Regions from separate parts of the Homo sapiens genome. Here regions 1, 2 and 3 are each linked to region 4. Evidence: chromatin contacts called from ENCODE Hi-C or POLR2A ChIA-PET data. All regions are on one chromosome and are shown on one strand. The core of a region is the stretch at or near the end of the contact, and the rest is flanking DNA. Distances in the headings are between cores, read along the strand shown. Region 1 overlaps FOXP1 (forkhead box P1). Region 2 overlaps FOXP1 (forkhead box P1). Region 3 overlaps FOXP1 (forkhead box P1). Region 4 overlaps FOXP1 (forkhead box P1).

What was found. Hi-C counts contacts between places; a loop is a spot of excess contacts on that map. ChIA-PET counts read pairs that join two places held with the same protein, here RNA polymerase II (POLR2A). Pooled maps may share reads with other maps.
Region 1: a map of aorta shows a loop between it and region 4 (2.6-fold over the local background). The contact joins two enhancer-like sites. A Hi-C loop is called at or near these places in 6 of 168 maps with a recorded cell type or tissue (IMR-90, PC-3, aorta and 2 more) and 7 of 50 pooled maps. POLR2A ChIA-PET finds 5 or more read pairs at or near these places in 5 of 52 experiments (AG04450, WTC11, activated B cell and 2 more).
Region 2: a loop to region 4 is called in a map with no recorded cell type, with 2.1 times the contacts of the local background. The contact joins two enhancer-like sites. A Hi-C loop is called at or near these places in 6 of 168 maps with a recorded cell type or tissue (CD8-positive, alpha-beta T cell, endothelial cell of umbilical vein, left colon and 3 more), 8 of 37 single-sample maps with no recorded cell type and 15 of 50 pooled maps. POLR2A ChIA-PET finds 5 or more read pairs at or near these places in 4 of 52 experiments (activated B cell, activated CD4-positive, alpha-beta T cell, activated naive CD4-positive, alpha-beta T cell and 1 more).
Region 3: a map of aorta shows a loop between it and region 4 (2.3-fold over the local background). The contact joins two enhancer-like sites. A Hi-C loop is called at or near these places in 4 of 168 maps with a recorded cell type or tissue (aorta, ascending aorta, cardiac septum and 1 more) and 8 of 50 pooled maps. POLR2A ChIA-PET finds 5 or more read pairs at or near these places in 2 of 52 experiments (B cell and activated naive CD4-positive, alpha-beta T cell).

Annotation. Positions count from the first base shown.
Region 1 is chr3:71,102,271-71,107,699 of GRCh38, reverse strand. The region is part of intron 7 of FOXP1 (forkhead box P1); the gene reads left to right. Among named protein-coding and RNA genes, the nearest start is that of FOXP1-AS1, 180 kb to the left of the region's middle. RefSeq lists an enhancer at 1,798-3,295. Within about 2 kb of position 3,944, at least 12 of the 41 ENCODE cell types and tissues checked have a DNase peak (open chromatin) inside an H3K27ac peak, as active enhancers do.
Region 2 is chr3:71,085,389-71,090,847 of GRCh38, reverse strand. All of the region lies in intron 7 of FOXP1 (forkhead box P1), which reads left to right. LOC124906247 (a long non-coding RNA gene) reads right to left here. Exons shown (of 2, transcript XR_007095956.1): 2 at 2,133-5,459. Among named protein-coding and RNA genes, the nearest start is that of FOXP1-AS1, 200 kb to the left of the region's middle. RefSeq lists an enhancer at 2,905-3,004. Within about 2 kb of position 3,492, at least 7 of the 41 ENCODE cell types and tissues checked have a DNase peak (open chromatin) inside an H3K27ac peak, as active enhancers do; they include CD8-positive, alpha-beta T cell, where a contact is called at or near this core.
Region 3 is chr3:71,167,333-71,173,137 of GRCh38, reverse strand. All of the region lies in intron 6 of FOXP1 (forkhead box P1), which reads left to right. Among named protein-coding and RNA genes, the nearest start is that of FOXP1-AS1, 120 kb to the left of the region's middle. Within about 2 kb of position 3,962, at least 5 of the 41 ENCODE cell types and tissues checked have a DNase peak (open chromatin) inside an H3K27ac peak, as active enhancers do.
Region 4 is chr3:71,309,166-71,315,021 of GRCh38, reverse strand. All of the region lies in intron 4 of FOXP1 (forkhead box P1), which reads left to right. Among named protein-coding and RNA genes, the nearest start is that of FOXP1-AS1, 22 kb to the right of the region's middle. Within about 2 kb of position 4,478, at least 11 of the 41 ENCODE cell types and tissues checked have a DNase peak (open chromatin) inside an H3K27ac peak, as active enhancers do; they include CD8-positive, alpha-beta T cell, where a contact is called at or near this core.

The DNA of each region.
Region 1 (5,429 bases), core at 2,695-5,194, 210 kb after region 4:
ATGGTTTTGAAGTACTGACCCTTAAGAAATAGCCCTATGCACTGATTAGTAAGGAGGATAATTTAGGAGAGAGAAGCAAACTTTTTTTTTTAATGTCTAGAGTTAACATAGTCTAGAATTGGCACCCCTAGCATTTTAAATTGATACAAAGCATTGAAATTTTGATATCTTTAAGATGTTACTGTTATCACATGACTTTTGAGAATCCCAAAACCCTAAAAATAAGTCTCGATAAGAAATAATAAAACAGAAATATTTTAGAAATAGTTCTTAAGCCTTTCTGATTACATGCACCATTACAAATATGATAGAAACAGTGACCCCTCCTCCCAGAAAAACGCACATGAACACAGAATGTCACATCCAGTTTTAGGGATTTCATGAACTTCAAGAAGTTCACCTTGGGGTCCAGGCTGATACTCCTGCTTTAAGATTTTGTTTTTCTTTGATAGTCTGTTTTGTCCTTGCCTCCAAAATTTTGGTGCAAGTTGTAATATAATGAGTTCGTTCGTTTTTGTTATTTCAACTTCAGCTGTGCATAGGTGGCCCTGTGTCCCAGTCTGCCCAGGACAGCCCACTCCATGGCTATTGATTGGTTTTGTTTATTCATAATTCCCACTCTTGAAGGTATCCCCAGGTACAGTGGCTCACACCTGTAATCCCAGCATTTTGAGAGGCTGAGGCAGGCAGATCACTTAAGTCCAGGAGTTAGAGACCAGCCTGGGCAACATGGCAAAACCCCATCTCTGTGAATAATACAAAAATATTAGCCGGGCCCGGTGCCTGTAGTCCCAGCTACTCTGATGGCTGAGGTGGCAGGATTGAATGAGCCCAGGAGGTAGAGGCTACAATGAGCCATGATGGTGCCACCGCATTCCAGCCTGGGAAACAGAGCAAGATCCTAGCTCAAAAAAAAAAAAAAAAAATCCCTATTTGAACCAGGTGCAACTGCAGTGGTGTGCACCATATCTCAGCTACTAAGAAGGCTGAGGCCAGAGGATCTCTTGAGCTCAGGAGTTTGAGGCCAGTCTGGGTAACATAGCAAGACTCTATTTCGATTAAAAAAAAAAAAAAGTGGCCGGGTGCAATGGCTCACGCCTATAACCCCAGCACTTTGAGAAGCCAAGGCGAGCGGATCACAAGGTCAGGTGTTCAAGACCAGCCTGGCCAACAAGGTGAAACCCCATCTTGCAAAAATTAGCTGGGCGTGGTGGCACGCACCTGTAGTCCCAGCTACTCGGGAGGCTGAGGCAGGAGAATCGCTTGAACCTGGAAGGCGGAGGTTGCAGTGAGCCGAGATCACGCCACTGCACTCCAGCCTGGGCGACAGCGAGACTCTGTCTCAAAAAGAAACAAAAAATAAGGAACTCAGTTTGGACTTTAATTATATGATCACTAGTTTAAATGTATCTAAGAATTACAATGCAAATGTGATGCTAATATTTTATATGTAATCATGTCTTTGCCACCACATGCAAAGTGTGATAGATAATGAATGTTTAGTCAGTGCTGAACGTGGGCCAGCTCCTTAGCTACTCTGTAGTATAGGCAGTGTCCTTAAATCATTTAATGGATGAGGAAGATGGAAACAGAGAGATTAACTGACTTGCTACACAGCACAAAGGTAGTAACAGCACCAGGATGGGAAGCCAGGTTTTTTAGAACCACAGATAACCAGTGTGCCGTCAAGAGGTTAATTATTGCCTCTCTTTTTATGTGTGTTTACTCAGCACCTACTGAGTGTCATATTTTCCATAAATAAGTAAATTACGCTATTTTCCATATTATAAGCAAAAAAAAGACAGCTGAAACCAACAAAAATCAGTTCCACTATAAATATCTGGATTTCAATTAAGAGGACTCAGATCTGCATAATTACCCTAAGTATATCTTTATTTGTCTGTGTGTGTGCCTGTGCGTGTGTGTCTCTGTGTGTGTCTGTGTGTGTGGTGGGGACAGAAAGGTGATCAACAACAGCAAAGCAAAGTTATTTCTTATTTTCAAGTCTGAAGTGCTCTTATGAGCGTCCATGCGTTTGGAACATGGACTAGTTTATTATAATCATTGTTGGGGCTAGGAGGTGGAGAGGGACAGGGGAAAAACATACTTGACTGGTCAAAAATGTGTAAATTGCTGACAAAATGACACATGTAATTAAGAGTGCTCCTGCCATTTTACCTTGTGGTTTACACCTCCAGTGTTGAAAAAGAGAGTGACTCCCACCTCGCTAATTACCATTATCACTAAAATGCTAGGGTTGGAGTCATTAGTTCCATGTGCATTTAATTAGAGGAAGGCTGAAATTGGATTTAACTTATTACTTTTTCATGGATCACTTTCTTGTCATCACTTCAAATTGGATTGCAGCCCCAGGTAACTAATTATGAGAGCCACAGGATCAAGAGTGAAAAAAAAGGTAATTAGGAATAACACTGTCGGACCCTTGCTGGTCGTCCACTTGTGCTTCAGGGAAAGAGGGGGAAAAAAAAAGAAAACGCAAGCCATATTTTGTAGTATCACGGATTAAGGAGTTAGGGGCATGTACAGTTGCTAGGCATCATGGGACTCTGTCACCACCCATAGTGGTTTCTGTGATATACAGCTGAGTTGAAGATGTCGAAGCAACGTGGTTCCACAATCAGCTGCTTAATAACTAGATTGAACTTGTAAAAGCAACAGATTGGTTGTAGGTATGAGGCATCTCTACAACTGTGTAGACTGGGGGCCTCACATATATGATTACAACAAAGCTGTCAAGATGCCTCTGAGCCAAAGTAGAGAATATTTTAAGTATAGGGAGTTAGAATTTAATGAACATATTAATGCTCCAGAAACATCATTCATATCTGACAGAAAGATGTATCAGTCAGCACAACAGTCAGGTTTAGGGTTTATATATCAGGACGTTTTGTCAAAGTTTCCAGCGTCCGGTAATGTTCAGGATGTTTACTTTGCTTTGGATTTGCTCCCTCCCACCCCTCCCCAAATGTTGTGGATGGGTTTCCTGAGGTTCCATTTCTCCTTCCATCCCTATTGAAAATTCTTTAAAATAAATTATATTGTTTCCATATGCAGAACAGAATTCAGAACTGCAAGCAATCAATTTTATTGACACCATCTGAAAAAATGTTGATGACAGTTAGAGGATGTGAAAGAATTGGATTTTTAAAGTCCCCAGGACTAAGTGTGGCAAAAGAAAAAAAACTGAAATGTAATCTCATTACTCAAAAGTTCTGTTAGACACTCCTAAGAAGTGATTCTTCTTAACGAAAAAAATAAAAGCAGCAGCAACAGCAGCAGAAGGGCGGCTTCTTCTTGGATAGGCTGTGATCCCACAATGAGGTCTTGCTATCAAGCCTATTGGTTGCCTTGAAGGGAGAAAAGAGCTTCTTGGTTTCCCATGGCAGTGAATCACCCAGCAAAGATGGCTCGAGTTTCCTTAAGTTGTTTAAAATTGGTTTTAGTGTTCTGTTAATGTAAGCAAATAATCATGATTTTAGTCTTGAGTGACTTTCAGGCCTGGGCGAGTCAGGCTTGCTCAGTATTCTCCAGTGCAATGGGAGTATAGACGATGATGCGCCCCGCCAATAGAGACCACTACATCATTATCCCCAAAGTGGTAAAATACTCTTCCTGGAATTTTGAGTCTTTTTCCTGTGTGAATCTTCTGAGCAAAATCTCAGAACCAAAATAGTGATCATCAAGTCTAATGTAGAAAATTAAAGCCTCTCTCTTTTTTTGGGGGGGGAACATCTTAAGTTGATTTAGAATTTTTGTACACAATATTCGTCTGTGGTTGAAAGGGGGCACGCTGAGGTCAAGTGATGTAGTGTTTTCCATTTTTCCATATGAGTCTCACAGTGTGCGATAAAAGCAAACTCCTTTATTTTGTAAGTCTGCAAGAATTTCTGCTGAAGTGCAGAGGTCACGTTCCCTGTCAATTTGAGTAGCCAGCATTTTTTAACTACTGTTTTTTCTTTTGGTGTGTCTTTTCTTCCCTCCCCCCACCTTGCTATAAACCGTGGCACTTTTCTGACACATGCACAGTGAGGTCCTCCAATCTGAAACTCATTAGCACACAGCATTGGACCCTGTCCAGTGGTTAGAAAATTTCCTGGAGCCTAGAATAACAGCATTTGGTGCAATACCATGGACCAGAAGTGACAATGGAGGTAGTCGCACTCCCCTGGCACCCTGCCCGGTCAGGAAAGCCAGCTGACCACACAACACGGTGAGACAGAGGTTGTGCATATAGGATGAGCTCGAAAAGTTTGGTGCTTAGAGAAATACACTTCTAAAATCACAAGGCAATATCTGTTTTCCCTACACTTATTATTTCTATTGGGTCAGAGATGTTTATCAACATTCATTGCAGGAACATGAAAATAAGCAATTAGAGAAAATAGGATGAAGCTCAAGTTCCACAATATAGTATTTTTCACTTCTGTAACTATGGGTTATTTTCAGGACCTATATTTTCATTCATTCATTCATACATGCATGCATTCATTCATTCAAACTTTACTCATTGAACTTCACTATCTTGAGATAATGTGACCAGGCTGCAACCCCCTACCCTGACATTAGAAAAATTAAACAGTTTACCCTAAGTCAGGTTAATTTAAGCCAGGTTTTCAAACAGGAAACTGAGTCCCAGAAAGATAATAGTTATCATATTAAATAGTAAATACTATATAGTACTTTCTAGGAGCCAACTACTGTACAACAACCATATGGGGTAAGTTCTATTATTATTCCCATTTTACAGGGGAGGAAAGTGGAGCATAGAGAAGTTAACTTGTCCAAGGCCATACAGCTGATAAGTGGCAGAGCTGGGATTCTAGCCCACACAATCTGGCTCAAGAGTCTATGCTTTCATCCATTACACTCTACTGCCTCTCCCTGAGCTACCACCTGGGCCCCGCAAACAGGGAAAGCAAAAGGAATGGAATCAGAGTTGCTGATGCTTAATGCTCCTCGCTAACCACCAGACCACACCGTCTCCTAATTTGGACATATGTTGATGGGCATATTTGAAAAATAGTGCTTATAATTGAAATATGCACTTTCTAAAGGGAAATGACGCTTGGGAAAGAGAAGAAAGACGGGTATTACTCAAAGCCTGCAGACAGCTCTGCAAGTAATTGTCTAAAGGCAGCCGTTGAAATTGAGAAGCAGTTTGGAAAATGTACAGTTTGGGAAATTTGTGTACCGATGTAATTACGGTAGTTGTGAGCTGATGTCATGCCTAGTAACTGTTTTTGTATTGCTTGGGCCTTTGTTACTGAGCTGTGATATCATGAGCAAACTATTATAAACATAGCATGGATATAGCATGCTTGTGTAACAAAAGATCGGGAACTTTTATTAAGTTTGTTTTCCTTGTCATATTGTAAAAATTTATTATGTGTACTGTGTATATTAGAAAC
Region 2 (5,459 bases), core at 2,243-4,742, 220 kb after region 4:
ATACCTATGTTATCGTCTCTGAATCTTTGATATATGCCAGATGGGTTGCAAATTCTACAGTGAATTGTTCACTTCTGTAGGTCTTCTGTGCAGGACCCTAGCTCTCCTGTAATGGCAGTGCAACTGCTGAGAAGAAAAGACAGAGTGCAATGATCATGCTTCCCCACTCTGACCCCCTCCTAGTTCTTCCCTGCACTCTTAAGGAGGCAGTTGCACAGTTATTTTTTATTTGACATTATAGTTACATATATGCAAAGAAGATCAGGGAGTATGCTCATTTTATTGTGTCTTGATGTGTTGGGAAGGGAAGCATGGATTATAAAATTATCTTTTCATCAAGCCTTCTAGTTAGAGTTGACTTGCTTCTCCTGGGGACTGAGTAATTTGTTACTCTTCATTGCCCTGTTACTTTTTCCCCCCAAGGGTGGTTCTCCTCACACCTGCAGGAGACTTGTTCTTTCACTTCTGTATTATCACATTACATACTGCACTTATGAAAAACGGGGCAAATGTTTTCTAACAGCCATCGTGACAACTCTGTTACAAACAGGGAGGTACTGTTTAGTTGAAAAACATGGGAATATCCAAGAAAAATGTGAAAGAAGCTTAGAAAATGAAATTTCTTGAAAATAGGAATCGAGAGATTTGTTTTATGATGGGAGCAAGGTTGAAGAAAGTAAGGAATTGATTCCCCATTAGAGATTGCAAACTGATGGCCCGCAGGCTAGATACTGTTTTGTTTATGCACACAACATTTAACCTTTTTTTGGTTCGAACTTTTTGAAGGCTTTCTTTTTCTTTGCAAAGATTTAAAAAATCTGGAGATTTCCCATGAAAATCTCATTTTCTGTCATCTCCTAAAAAAGAAAAAAATCAGAAGTTCAAGCAATATACATAGCACCAGTTATCTGGAGCAGAGAAATGCTGCCCATTCCCACTTTGCCATGGACTTCAACTCATTTCAGTAGCCTGCCTGTCTGCTGTCTATCCCTCTTCTAAGTGGCTCAAGGTTTCATGAACAGATTCACCTCAGAGTCTCAAAGGCAACAGCACGCTATAGTGGCCCAGCTAGAGCCCAGGCATTTTGGAATTCTTGATTTCTTTGTATCTTTGTACCCTGATTATAGACTGATGTCTTTTTAAACTGGCTGCCTTGTGAAAATTAGAGTTCCTCTTTCTTAACTAGGACTGTGGGTAGTAGTGATCCCCATGTGGCAAGGATGGGGCAGGGAAGAGTGTTCCTGCAGGAAGAAAGTGTGTGCAAGCCAGATGACATGCAACTGCCCTCATGATCAGATTTGGATAACTCTGTTATTTACTCCAAACCTTAGTGTCTTACAGTTTAAACATTTATTCTTTTACACACTTTCTGTGAGTCAGAGATAGGGGAGTGGCTTAGCTGGGTGGTTCAGGCTCATAGCATCTCATGAGATTGCAGTCAAAATGTGAGGCTGGGGCATGATTGGGGCTAGGGGAGCCGCTTCCAAGATGGCTCGCTCACATGGCTGTCAGCAGGAGGCCTCAAGTTCTCAGGCTGTGGACCTCTCCATAGTGTGACTTCAGTGCCCTTGTGATGTGGCAGCTGGCTTTTCCCAGAGTGATCCAAGTTGTGACCTAGCCTTGGAAATCACATACCATTACTTCTGCCATATTTATTGGTCACAGAGACCGGCCCTGACATGGTGTTGGAAGGTACTATCCAAGGCATGAATACCAAATGGTGAGAATCTTTGGGGCTTGTTTCGGAGGTTGGGTGCCACTGATTCCAACCTCCTCATTAGCCCTATTTAGAATCAGAGTAAGAGCAAGTCAGTGTAATTGTTTATAAAGTGTCATATCCTTCAGCTATGTTGGATGGAAGAAAGGTCAAAATGTGACCTGAGCACTGGTGTACTCTTGGCGTAAGGTCATTGGCCAAAGTATTATTCACTTCACTAAAAGATTTGCCTGTACTAATAAGAAAGAGAGATTGACAAAAGAGATGAACTGCACTAAGGTATTTGGTGAGTTCGATTTCTTTCTCAAATTATGCAAATTTCCTCCAGCGTTTCCCCCTAAACAATGGGAAGTTGCATATTCTCAAAGCTGTAAGACCTTCAAAGATAATCTCAGAGTGATTTTAAGGCAAAATAAGTAGTTTAATATTTATATCTAACTGCATCTCTGGTGTCTCAGAAGTCTTTGACATCATTGGAATGACTTTGTTAGTACCTTTCCCATAAATAGTTAGCTAGACAGGTGAAAGTTCAAGAAAAATAATGAGATCCTTTACGCAACTCAAATAGACTGTTCATGAGATTCCCTGTTCAACAAACATCTGACAAATTATTGGGTGGTTGTGTTGACCTAGACACCTAGAGTGAGGCACCTAGAGTGAGCAGCAGAGAAAGCAGCCGGGAGATTACATTCTTATGGGACATTAAACTGGTAAGCCAAAAAAAAAAAAACAAAAAACAAAACAATGTATCACCACATGTTGTGTGACGATGAAATCTGTAAGAAAACAAAGTAGATTAAGATAAACACCGTGGTGATGACAGTCCCATGTTTGACTGGCTGGCCAGGGAAGGACTCTGAGGAAATGGTCTTTGAGTAGAGACCTTGACTGAGTGAGGGACTGAGTCTTGCGTCTATCTAGGGAAGAAAGTTTCAGGTTCGGGGAAGAGCAAGTTTAAGAGCCCCCAATCAGAAACAAGCTTGGTTGCTCTTTCGCAATTTCCAGAGACTCCATCTATTCCCCAGCATCTTGGTTCTCACCACTGCACTGCTTATGGTTGACCGTCAGCTTTGCTTTTTTGACCATAGTCTTACAGCCCTGGCTTAGCCTTCTCTGAAAACATACATTTGCACACTAAGCCAGATTCACATGGGAGGTACATTATGCCGTGGCCTAGTCTAGTGTGTATTTCCCCTTTCTCTCCCCACAAAGATTTTACAAAACTTATACATGCAAACAGGTATTTTTGTTTGTTTCACATGAGTCGCTTTTGCATAATATAACAAGCCCATGATTTCACATGTACAGTAATTCATAGAAAGTGATAGTCATCTTGCTTAGACACCTTAGTTCTCAAATCTAGCCTGCTAAATATAGTACCTTCTCAGACCCATATAAGGTGTCATAAAAAAAGAAAAAATAAAGGTCAAAGTTTCCCCACCCACAAATTTGGTTATAAAAACAGCAAAGCAGGGTTTTTCTGAACTTGAATCAGTAAATTTTTAATTTAAATAGTATCCTGTTTTGACAAAGTGCTAAACCACAGAGGTCTGAGAAAGACACTCTTAAGCCTTTGTCAATACCAGCTGGCATCTCTCAACAGGAAACCTTGGATGACTTTTGTTGTCATTTTGTGATGCACTGACAAGGAATGCGTGCCCTTATTTGTTGCATCAAGGAAATGGTCAGAGTACCTCTGATGCGGCTCGATGCCGTTTACATCAATATGTTGCATAATCCTTTGCCAGACAAAACCGGTATTTTGTTGTCGTTGTTTGATCAATTAACATTGGATTTCTGGCTTTGCTAAGTGCACCTCCAGAGCAAGACACAAAATGATGTCACATGAGTTCTGTTCTCTGACCCACCCAACAAAGAACTGAGCTAACCTGCAACCCTTTTCCTGCCTTGGTCTTTTGATCTCATCAGTTGTGCAGCTCACCTCTTCAGGGCCTGCACAGCTCTTGAATGGTGTGGACTGTCCCGAGGAAATCCAAGGTACTATAAGAGCTCTTTGTTGGAATTCAGTCCCTAGCCCTCTCTTTATCTCACTTTGTTTCATGTTGAATAGTAAGTTGCATTTTACTGTTATGGTGACTGCATTTTTCTTATGGGGCCTTCAGGGTAAACAGCCGTTAGTTTCCATCTGTGAACACACATGTAGCTTGTGTTTGGGTAGGGTGCCTGGTGCTTCCAAAGTCATTATTTTCTCTGTAATGTTTGTTCTCCATGGTTGTGCATAGATAGATTCTATGCCCCAGTGCAGGACGAAGAGGTAGCCTGTAATTCCAGCTGAATGTGTTGCAGTTGAAAGTGGGACGGGAGTGGAAGCAAGTGATGGATCAAGCAAATCGCTTTTAATTTTACATAAATTGGTTTTCTGCTTTCCTCTGGGGCAGAAGTTTGCTGCTCAGGGTCATGTTAAATGTCGCTGATGATTTGGAAGAGAGGCATTCCTGGAAAATATCCGGTGAGACAGAACTTGGGATTTCAGTCCCTGCCTCTCATTGACAGACTTGGGGAAATTAGAGATGGAGTCTCTAGCCTGGGATGGGAGCCGTTATCTCTGGACCAGCTAGAGACACTGGAGATTAGAAAAGGCAACAGCAATTTTAGATTCCCGAAGAATAAAATTATCATGACATTTATCAAATGTGCTCCCTTTCCCCCCGGTACATTGCATAATAATGATGTTTGTATATGTTGTTGTCACATAAGCAAGAACGAGAGAAGATCCCCTTTCATGGGATGCTCACAGATTTCCTTAATATGAAATTAACTAGCAGTCCTAGATAAGTAAGCTAGAACTGTAATGGGCACAGTCTGAAAGAGGGCAGAGCTTTCTTTTTGCCCCTTGGCCAAGGACAAAACATGGGCAAGGCCAGTTGTCAACATGAGACACTGGTTTCAGGTTTGCAGCTACAAAGAATACAGTTGTGATGGATTTCAATCCGATATTTGCAGTTCCAATGCTAGAATTTTCAGCCATGTCATCCTGAGTCTCTTTAGGCTTTAGAAACAAAGGATTCATGTTTGAATCGTGACCTGCCACCATGACCTTGGGCAAAATAGAAAACTTTGTTTCTTTGTCTATAAAATGGCCGTAAATGTGCGGTGGCTCACGCCTGTAATCCTAGCACTTTGGGAGGCCAAGGCGGGCAGATCACGAGGTCAAGAGATCAAGGCCATCCTGGCCAACATGGTGAAATCCTGTCTCTACTAAAAATACAAAAAATAGCTGGGTGTGGTGGCACCCGCCTGTGGTCCCAGCTACTCAGGAGGCTGAGGCAGGAGAATCGCTTGAACCCAGGAGGCGGAGGTTGCAGTGAGCCAAGATCACACCACTGCACTCCAGTCTGGCAACACAGTGAGACTCCATGTAAAAAAAAAAAAAAGGCCATAAATGATACCCACCATACAAGAACCAAATGAAAACTTGGACATAAAGCACCCAGCTAGAGACACACAGCATGTGACATACGCTTAACGAAAGGTGCTAATAATGTTATTAGAATTTCACTGGATTGTTGTTGATGATTCTAATATAATATTCCTTAATAGTAAAAAGCTGAAGCCATAGGAGCCCAGTAATCTTCACCTGGAATTTCACAGTAACAGGAAAATAAATGAAACTTTGGGATACTAAATATTAATGGGGTGAAGTAAAAAAAGCTAAGTGGGGCCTGGCGTAGTAGCTCACACCTGTGATGTGAGGCACTTTGGGAGGCCAAGGCAAGAGAAT
Region 3 (5,805 bases), core at 2,713-5,212, 140 kb after region 4:
GACCTCTGGACCAATAGGGAAAAAAAAGCAATCTCTCAAGTTTGCAAAATGCATGGGCTCTTGCGAAAAATCTGAGAATGTTGATAGAGGTTTCAGCCAGCCTGAGTGTTGCTGCTGTAACTTACCCTGTGATTTGAAGCAAGTCACTCACTCTTTGAGCCTCTGGATACGACTTCATTTCTAAGTTTACTTTTGCCTCTGAAACTGTATGTTGCTTCTCCTATCTTAAGTTTCTGAGTAAACTAGAAATCAGACTCAGTTTGAGACAATTGGCGCTTCAGTAATTTTGGGGGAAGGTGGTACCTCACAAATCAGTGGGCAGGGCAGCCCTTTAAAAATGGAATTCCAGGCAGCTAACGAAATTTCCCAGCAACAAGTAAAAATACCAACAGTGAATCCAGAAGGAAGAGGGAAGGAAGATAGAAGGAAATCCTCATTTTGAACACAGGACCAATCAACAAGGTGGGATGCAAAACTCTTGGTGAGAAAACCTAGGATTCGGAGTCCCTGCCCTCCTGCCTTCTGTCCTGGTGACCTTAGGCAGTTGCTTAGCCTCAGTTTTTTCATCTGTAAAATAAGGTTAATAATAACTGCCCTGCACACCTCAGAGGAGTATTAGAGGAAGCAAGTGAAGTGTTATAGGTCAAAATGCCTGGTAAGCAATGAAACACTACATAAATGTAGGTGTCACCATTATTGGATGCGATTTTCATTTGCTTTACATTCTTTGAGACTCTCACATATTTTGAAACCCGATGGATTCCCTCGAGACCCTTCATGTTGTTGTAGGACTGCAGGGATTTAGTTCCTTGGGATTTCTGTTGAGTAATTCTGCACATAACCAACAGGGCATTAAAAAGCAGGCATATTCTATTTTTCCAAGATTTTTGTTCTTTTCCTTTAGTGTAATGTATCAGAAACTTTTCATTTTATAACAAAAGGCACTGTTTGTGAATTTTCTTGTATTAAAAAAAAAGTAATGGAGGACTACCCTCGAGCTTCCAGAAAACAAAAGCCACGATATCCATGATTAAGCAAAGGAGGCTACATGAGATTTGGCAGGAAGGATAGCAGGTTGGGTTGTTACTTATCAAAGGAATATTTGCTGTTGGCCTTAGTATAATAATGTTAATGAGATTATTAGGTGGGGGAGATTTTTAATAAATAATTGATAAGGATTAGAAAGTGCCTTTTCTGCAAATAAACTTCAGAATAATTAATATTCATGGACTCTGTTTGTCAACAGAAAAATGTAAATGAAGAGCCGGTCCCATCACCAGACACACGTCCTGAAGGACATCTGTAAGATAGGGTTAAAGATAGAAAAGGTGAATGCAGAGGCCTGGCCCAGACCCCAGCCCTGTGTGTCAATACAACTTTTCACGTTGTTACATACACATTTTCCAGTCTGTGTCTCCCTCTGAAAGAAACCCTGAAATTCAGGTTGCTAATAGATTGTTGGTTGCAAGTATGAAGGACAGAGGAGGTAAGAGAGGAGGCAACTTGCTAATGCAAAAGCAGTGTACTGAAAGTCACTTTTATTTCTTATTTATAATCTACATGCACACTCTGGATAATAGATGACACTGCTCATTCAGTACTTTAACTTCAAAGCAGAGAGAAGCCATGGATGACAGAGCCGGGAGCGGGAATACAAAGGTACTAACAACAAGAGGAAAAATGCCTGTTTACGGGATTGCATTTGTTAGCACGCTCTCTTCAGATATTGTTCCCCCAGGAATAGCGAAAATATGTGCAGCGCGAACAATGATTTAACATCTGAAAATGGTACTTAAAGAGTTTCTGTCTGGTAGTAATGTGATGGAGGCTTCTGAAGGGAACCTGGGGACTTCATTTCTTCTATTTATCTATATGTCTCTCTGGTTTTAGTGAGCGGTAATTGCATATTTAACCCCTCAAATAGCTTTAACCCTCACGATGCCAACTTTTTACCCTGTATAAAATGTACTTTTATCCCAGCAAAGGCAGACTCAGAAATTCCCTAGCCAAAAAATTATTTAAATTAAAAAAAAAAAAAAGTGAGTGTGTATTTGTATGAATGGATGGAAGGCTGGATGGATGGATGGCTGAAAAGAAGTTATAGCAGCATTTTGCAGTTAGTTTTAGGTGAAGAATCATGCCCGCCTTCCTGGTTTGGAAGAAGACCAGTTAAAGTACAGATATTATAAAGAGTGAAAACTCAAACAAAAAGAAGAAAAGAAAGACGGACTAAAACAACTGTGTTTTTATTTTGAATTCATTGTGGCTGGAGCTCAGAGAGGAAAGAGACGGCCCCATGGAAGGAAGTTGTAGATGGACGCTGAATCAAGAGTATAAATTTGCCGCATGCCTCAGCAATATGGTTTTCTCAATTAGTGGTCGTTCTGGGAGGCCTGCTTAACAGCTTATGCGAAACAAATATTAACACAAATTGTATAATTACATCAAAATCCCAAATTCCTCAAAGATGCAAAATGGTTTTCAGCTAAGAATACGCGAGCAATAAAACATCCTATAGTCAAAAGAAGCACACTCCAAGGAAACCATGAAGACTGGATCCGAGCGACTTTCACAGTTTATTTTCATGGTATTTAAATTATGATACCAGTGGGTATTTTTAATTAGTGTGCACTTGTCTACATAAGCCATGTTGGCAAATTTGACTCATTCATACAGTAGTTGCTGTAAAAGAGGCCAGCACAGCCTGCAGGAATTAAAATTAAAAGTTTCTGCAAGCTGTTGTCGACATGACCATATCTCATTAACTTTAAAAATGGAGATTATTTGCCTGAAAGCTTGATTTGACTAGCAGTAATCAAATATTAGGCTCAACGGAGTGAGGGCGTGGGGGGAGCGTCATTGTTGTGATATATACCGCTAAGTGTTTTGCAGTTCACTTTAAATAGCAATATAAGATTTTTGTTTTGACAAAAGGGATAGGAAAGAGAAACACAGACATATGGCCTTGAAAGTATTATTAGGACAGTTTTATTTTAGATTAAGACTCATTATTTACTAAGTTTGCTGAAGATAAATACGATTGTGCTGATTACCAGTTCTCCTCTCATTAAGCAGGCTGATTAATTATCTGGAGTAGCTCCCCCTGCTTGATCAAAGTTTAAGTATTGGAAATGGGGCCTATCTCGTGATTATCTTTTCTTTTTTCAATGCTAATTGGCATGAAACTTAAATTTGTACATTCGATTCATCCCATCGTTTTAACTAAATATGATGGAGGTTGCAAAATTGTGCGTAAAATGAACCAAAATAGAAGAGCCTTCTTCTTATCTACTCTTTAAATAGCTTGTTATTTGAATTACATATCTGAGCAAAAAATCTTTTTTTTTTTTTTTTGCCAGTAATTTTTTAGCCAGTAATTAAGGAGCCTAATGTTGAAAACCTAAAGTAACTGAAATATGGTAGACATGGGCTCATTTTAGACCCTGTTTTATATTTTCTCAGGCACAAAAGAACATTTCTAATGCATCAGGATAAACTATAAGATGAAGATACATTTGCGGGGGGCGGTGGGGGAGGAAGGAAAGATAAAAGGTGCAGTTAAACAAAAGCCAGAAGATAAAGTCTTACACCTTTTTATGTCTTTGAACTGAGAACATGCTCTGCATTTTACTAAAGGAACATGAGGCTAGAATGTAAGTAACTGGTTTTTGCATTAGGCTCTCCCTGGAGGTAGCAGAAAAATATCATGTCCCTGCATGAAATGTGAATGTGAAATCTACCAGAAAGAAATATTTATGACCATTTTATGCTTGATTAGGCTTGGATGACATCTGTTAGAAGACAGGGACTGGACAAAGAGAGAGACGCTCGGGGGCAAATGTTAACGGAGTTGTTTAGAAGACGCTAGGGCAGAGGCGTCCATTTACTGCCAGGCAAAACACAGGAATTGTGTTAGCAAGAGTGCAGCTGACAGGCGTCCACTGTGATGGAGACACTGTAAACTGACTCGATGAAATAGTCAAATACAGCTGTTGATAGTCACGGCACCACCTCAGTTTATGAGCAGGTATCTATGCTTAACCCTGATCCAGTAACTTCCAGGATGCTGGCACCTTAATCAAGTTACATAAATGTGACTCAGCTGTAAAAAGAGCTCATCTTCACTTTTTCAAGTGAGTTTTACGCTCTCCTCCCATGCGGGCTCAGCAGCACTGAGAAACTCTTCTCTATTTCTCTGTGAAAGGAGAAGTAATTAAATCGCAAAGTTACCTCTGTACCCATCTATAACCTGTCTCTTTCCTTATCTTAAGTTTCCCCTGTTTAAAAAAAGAAAAATCTAGGCCCCTTGGTTCTATAGAAGTACTTCATCACTTTAAACAGTGCAAATGTTTGCCTAAAAACGGGGGAAAAAAGTTTTCCAGCACTGGCAAACATTTTATCAATTGTTAAACATTTCACTGTTCAAGTAAGTGCTGTTTGTCTGAAGAAATGGCTCTACCAAGAGTGGAGGTATGAGCAGTTATTTCATTCTGGTTCTTTTCCCAGCTTCTTTTCCTGTAAATTTTCTGTCTGGAATGCTGATGGGAAATGTTATTTTGTTTTTGTTTGCAGCAGTTCTGTTGTTTTGATTTTGTCTGAGTGGTATGGAAAACAGTACGTCACTTAGAGTGGGTGTTTTGTCTACCGGCCATTTGGCCATTGCACATATATTTCTCATACTTATTACATGATGACAAGGGAACCGACAAGGCACAATTTTCCAGTTGAATTTTTCTTTCCAGTTTAATAATAGTGAAAAAAGAAAACAAAGTTAATAGATTTAGCAGTTTGATGGTACTCATGATGTGATAGCTGACTTTGTTTTGTTTTTTTTTTCTTTTAAACTCATTCCTTGTGGTTAAGGAGGTATTTAGGTAAAGGTCAGATTAATGCATACATCAGTTTCTATAATAAACTGTATGTGGTTACAGTGTTTCACATTTTGCATAGAGTTGCGAAATTCGGTAATTTAAGCAGGAAAATTCATAAAAGGATAATAAACAATTTTAACGTCATTCCTATGATTAGCCTGGGGTACTCTTGCCCTGGTTTTAGGCCACATGTAACAAACCTCTATCAATAAATGCGTCTTAATTAAAATTATTTGAAATGAAATTTGGATGAAAACCCAGCATACAAATCTCAAAGAATAACTTAAGGCTGTTTACTGGCTCAGTTTGGACATGCTTTATCTGAAATCATTCTCAGCATTTGCAATGTTAAGGAACATATTGCAGGAGTGTAGAAGTTAGCTCTACAAGTAAGTAATTTTTAGTGTAATACAAAAATATAAAATGGAAACCACGATTAATTTTTCAGTTTCTCTCTGCAGGTATCTAATCATTGTACCCATGGACCGCCAGAGGCTCCCATTAAAGATTTAAAATGCAAGAGGAAGGTAGAATCCAAAAGATGGGATTTGGGATTAAATAATGTAAAATAACTGCAGGGCAGTAATGAAGTGAAAGCTATTGGTGCAGTAAGACATCCTCTTAAGACTTTCTTGGGATCCACTTAAAATATTGACACTGACACACAGTGTCAGAGATTTGATATAAATAAAATTATTTGTAACTGATTAAGTTCTAAAACCATGTTTTTCATCTTTCCGACATTAGCTTTCACCAAATAATAATAATCAATAATAATAACAACATCAACAAGAAACTATCAGAAAAGCTCTCTGAAAATTCACACGTGCTCTCTTACGCTTTAAATACTGCCCTGTTATTAAAGGATTTTGCCTGCAATGTTATACTAATGTATGTTGCTTCTTCCTTGAGGATTTTAGTTATAGATGGGGAA
Region 4 (5,856 bases), core at 3,229-5,728:
ATTCCCGCTTGTAATTCTTCTGAGGCACAGTTCAGCCAAGTCAAAGAAACATGTTATTAAAGGTGAGCTGAAAGGCATTTAAAAAATAAACAAACTGTTTAAGATCCTAAATCAGTAACAGAATCTATATGCACAGACTTGAAAAGTACAAGAAAATGTGTTTCAATGCCTTTTGGTTCCAGGCTGGATTCTCCTCTTTCCTTCTTTGAACATCTCCCCAAAGTCTTTTTTGGTAGTTGGTGGGACAGGCAGCCCCAAGGCTAACTTTGGCTTGTAGCTTTTTTGTAACTAATGACTTGCCTCCACTGAGGTAGGTGAGACCCCAATCTTATACCTACAATTCTCCAACTACTATTGAGGGGAAAAAATAAGTACTTTGATTTTATTTTAGCACTATGTTCTTAAGAAGTTTAAAATCTGATATACATTCTCTTTTATTTTTCCAGCCTGTAGCATGGCAGACAGCCAGATATATATATATATATATATATTTTTTAGACGGAGTCTTACTCTGTCACCAGGCTGGAGTGCAGTGTCATTATCTCGGCTCACTGCAATCTCCACCTCCCGGGTTCAAGTGATTCTCCTGTCTCAGCCTCCCGAGTAGCTGGGATTACAGGCTCCCGCCACCACACCCAGCTAATTTTTGTACTTTTAGTAGAGATGGGTTTCACCATGATGGCCAGGATGGTCTCAATCTCCTGACCTTGAGATCCGCCCACCTCAGCCTCCTAAAGTTCTGGGATTACAGGCATGTGCCACCATGCCTGGCCAGCCAGCTATTTTTAAGAACTTGTAGAGATGGTAGAAATGAGGTGTAGGATGTTTTAGATTTATTTAAGTTATATCATCCCTGATCGTAATAACGGCAGCCATCATTTCTTTGAGCATTCACTTTGTGCCATACACTATTCTAAGTACTTATGACATGTCAATGCATTTATTCTACAAAAGCAAATAATGCACTGTAATGAAGCCCATTTTATGGATGAGAACACTGAGGGACAGAGAGCTTAGGCAATTTGCCTAAGCTCACAAGGTCAGTCAGCACCAGAGCTAATAAGAACTTGGGCACTTGAATCCATGCTTGTAAATTCTGAACTATTCTAGTCTAAAGTATACTGTATAGTACTATATTCTGTAATACTTAGTTTTAGGTGAGGCAGCCCAAGGATGCATTAAGAAATACAGATACTCGACCGGGCACGGTGGCTCATGCCTGTAATCCCAGCACTTTGGGAGGCCGAGGTGGGCGGATCACGAGGTCAGGAGATCGAGACCATCCTGGCTAACACGGTGAAACCCCGTCTCTACTAAAAATACAAAAAATTAGCCGGGCATGGTGGCTGGTGCCTGTAGTCCCAGCTAATCGGGAGGCTGAGGCAGGAGAATGGCGGGAACCCGGGAGGCGGAGCTTGCAGTGAGCAGAGATAGCGCCACTGCACTCCAGCCTGGGCGAGAGTGCGAGACTGTCTCAAAAAAAAAAAGAAAAAGAAATGCAGATACTCGATCTGTACAACCTCAGCCTTGCCTTTATAAAAATTCTTTCCTAACTTTCAAAACTTGTTTGTTTTTGTTGTTTTTGATAGCCTGTTTTCAGCCAATGAATAGGTAGATAACAATCACTTGCAGCCTGTTGTACTGCTTTTTAAATAATTAGCTTGGCCGGGCGCAGTGGCTCACGCCTGTAATCCCAGCACTTTGGGAGGCAGAGGCGGACGGATCATGAGGTCAGGAGATCGAGACCATCCTGGCTAACACAGTGAAACCCCGTCTCTACTAAAAATACCAAAAATTAGCTGGGCGTGGTGGCGGGCGCCTGTATTCCTAGCTACTCGGGAGGCTGAGGCAGGAGAATGGCATGAATCCGGGAGGCGGAGCTTGCAGTGAGCCGAGATTGCGCCACTGCACTCCAGTGTGGGTGGCACAGCGAGACTCCATCTCAAAAAAAAAAAAAAAAAAAAGAATTAAAGTTTCATTGTGATTGTGCAATTGTACAAAGACATTCCCTTATTTTATTTTATTATTTTTGAGACAGGGTTTCACTCTGTCACCCAGGCTGGAGTGCAGTGGCACGATCTCAGCTCACTGCAACCTCTTCCTGCCTGGTTCAAACAATTCTTCCACCTCAGCCTCCTGAGTACCTGGGACTACAGGCAAGCACCACCATGCCCAGCTAATTTTTTTTTGTATTTTTTGGTAGAGATAAGGTTTCACCGTGTTGGCCAGGCTGGCCTCGAACTCCTGACCTCAAGTGTGATCACCTGCCTTGGCCTCCCAGAGTGCTGGATTTACAGGTATGAGCCACCGTGCCTGGCCTATTCCCCCATTATTAAACAGTGTCTCACTTTATTGCCCAGGCTATTGTGCGGCAGCACCATGCTAGCTCACTGCAGCCTTGAATTCCTGGGCTCAAGCAATCGTCCTGCCTCACCCTCCTTAATAGCTGGCATTGCAGGTGTGAGCCACTGAGCCTAGCTTATTCTCTCATTTTTAAAGTAATTTCAAATAGCAGAAGCAGGGAAGGAGAGGCATTTTAGGAGTTCATCTTTCTGGTCCACCTTTAATGAAGTAAGCAGCTCCTTCCAAGGGGAGCTTGAAGCCTGAATTCTTCGTAGTGAACACAGTACTCTTTTCAGAAACTTATACTTAGCTTAAAAAAATTATCTATACCTCCACCCTGCTGCCTTATATGATAGAAAAGGAGATGAGTTCAGCAACAGCTTCCTCTAGCACACTTGATTACCTTTCTTTCGCTGAAGTCCAGATGCTGAGCTTGTTGAACTCATCTGCCTTGTTCAGCCGTTCTTGTTTTAGGAGTGTTAACGTTCTTTTTGGGAAAGAAGCAGCATATGCGTACACCCTTGCCAGGCTTCCATTAAGTGTCCCTTCACCTTTAGCAAGCCCTTGGTGGACTCAGGGGAGCTTTATAGTTATTATTAACATAACAGCCTGTAAGTTGGGCTTCTTTCTAGTGAAGGAGCCAAGAGGGAGGGCCCCGCCTGGTTTTAAATTACGTAGGCTTTTCTAAATGTGTTTCTAATGGGAGCTAGAGAGGTGGTGAGCTTTGGGGAAGCCTCGCCTTGGGTCATAGTTGAGTGTAGAAGGGAGCTGGGATCTGCAGATATCAGGGAATTTAGGAAGAGAGGCATGGGAAAGGAAATGGGATGGAAAGGTGCCAGGAAAAGTTGCCTCATCATTTCCCACTTTGGTGGTGGCCAAAAGGTAAGTTTCTACTTTGAGATCACTCTCAGGCCCTGTGGGCACAGAGCTGCCAAGTTTCTCAGTTTAAGGACTAATAAAGTTGGGATGTGGGTAATTCTGGGAGACTGGGTAGTTTGAAGGGAAGGATTGTTGGAGGTCTTTCCAGCTATACTGACAATGTACATGGGTTCATTCTTGAGATGAGCGTGTCCATAATAAAATCTAGCTGTAGAGCCATTCAAGGACTTCTCTGTGTGCACGAGCATGCTAGCCATTTTACGTACAACAGTAGGAACAGAGTAGCTGGAGTAAGATACAGGAATGTTTTTGTTCCACTCATACACTGATTAGTGTTATTCACTCATTCTGTATTTACTGAACACCTACCCTGCGTAGCCACTGCTCTGTACTGGGATACAGCAAGCAAGAGGCCTGCACACTGGCTCATGCCTGTAATCCCAGCACTTTGGGAGGCAAAGGCAGGATGATCACTTGAACCCAGGAATTCGACACCAGCCTGGGCAACATAGTGAGACCTTGTCCCTACAAAAAATTGAAAAAACTAGTGAGGCATGGTGGCACGTGCCTCTAGACCCAGCTACTCAGGAGGCTGAGGTGGGAGAACCGCTTGAGTCTAGTAGTTAGTTCCAGGCTGCAGTGAGTCATGATCGTGCCACTGCACTGCACTCCAGCTTGGGCAACAGAGTGAGACCATGTCTCAAAAACAAAAAACAAACAAACAAAAAAAAGTGGGAGGGGGATGCAAATCAGATAAAATCCCTGCCTTCATGGAGTATATGTTCTGATATTTTTGTCATAAACTGAAATTAATACGACTTATCTGTTGCCTAAACTTTTTGCCCAGAACAACCAAACAGAATCAGTTCAGCTGCAGTGGGAACCGCCAAGAGCCAGATGTGGCCATGAGAGGAATATCTTTGAGAGCCTGTCATCTGGCTCCAGCTGTGTTAACCTAGGCCTGGTAGGCAGCCATGAGTTGTGTCTGCCAACTGGTGGCCAGACACTAGTGCAGGCTTAAACAATTAGCAGAATTCCTCATCCGGTGGCTGGATTCACTGTGTGTGTCCTACAGACGATCGCTGCTGTCCAAACCAGGGGACTCTGGGCAGAAACGCCCAGAAGAGAACCAAAAGTTAGCCCCTTGAGAAACCAGTCAAAGTCTCATCCCGGAACATGGAGAGGGAGGCAGGAATCGGGGAAGACCAGCAACAGTGAGAAAACAGAAGTAAACCAGACGTGGCCCTCTGCCTGGCAGACCTTAATTCTGACTGAGAACTCTTGCCTGATAGAGAACGTCTGCCTCCAGCATGCCCCTGCAGAAAAGCAAAGAGTAGAGTTTGCCTGTGAAGAAATTTTTTTTCAGTTATTTTTTACATTGTTGCCCTTTGGTGAGAATCATTTATGATGCTTTATTGGTTTTACCCAAACTGAGATTTCCATGAAAAGTATTCATTCCCACCTTTTGGAAGCAATTAGATCCCCACAAACAGGCTATAACTTTCAAATGTCTGTTATATCTGCCTTCAAAAATAAGTATATAAGTAAATAAAATGCTTCAGCCTGCCTGCATGTGGAAGATTTTTTATAAACTGTAGAGTTGCTGGTTTCATGTACCAGGCAAGTCCTGCTAGCACACGGGAAAATAATAGATTCTGATCATCCATTGTCCAGCATGTTTCTAATACCACAGTAGTTGCTCAGTAAATGTTTGTAGACTGAGCTGAATAAGGAAAAATTCCAGTGAATGTGCTGACTTGCAAGAATGGTAATTAAAAATTAGTGCAGTCATTTCAAATCATAAGTTGGGGAAACAACCCACCATTTAGTGCCCCCCAAAAGTAAAAGTTCTAATTGGAATAAGCTTAGGATTTTTTTTTATGTCCACATCTAAAGTCTGATGATAACAGAAAGCACAAGATGGCAGAGATTAAGGTTTTCAGGGAGACTTCTCTTGAGGCTGAACAGATATGTCCATGTGAGAACATTTTTATCATGGTGAGGTTCTTGGTGGTCTTTCAAAGAAGTCCCACTCTGAACAGATAACGACAACAAAATCATTGAAGTGGGGAAAATTCAAAAGATGCTAGTTTGTGTGTCAAAATCAACTTTTGCATTCTAACTGCATTGTGTAAATTTGCTGTGCAGGAAACATAAGTGAAGCCATTTGGTTTTGTGGCATTGGTGTGGGTTGGCTCAGGGGGTGGGGATAAGGTTGAGGCATTGATATAGTAAGAGGAGAGCCAGATGGTTGTATTACACATCTTTTGTGTTCTTGTTTGCTTCTTAAAGCAGTTGCAGAATTTTGCCCTTGGCGATATTTTCTTCGTGCCTGTGTGTTCTGCTATGAATTTACTTTTGTCAGAGTACTTTGAAAGAAAAGCCTTGCTCAGAAAAAAAAAAAAAATTACGTTATAAACTTGTGAAGTCAACAGTGTGTTCATAAAAATATTTTTTAAATGTTAAGTATGTTAGTAAATAGTTGAGAGAATCAGCTTTTCTTTTTTCTTAGCGCAGTGATTTCGACCATATTTTATATTAATTCAGGGAAAGAATTTTTGCAAAATTATGAATGTGCAATTGGTGATGGATGGATGGATCGAGATGGATAGATGAGGAGACAGACACATGGAA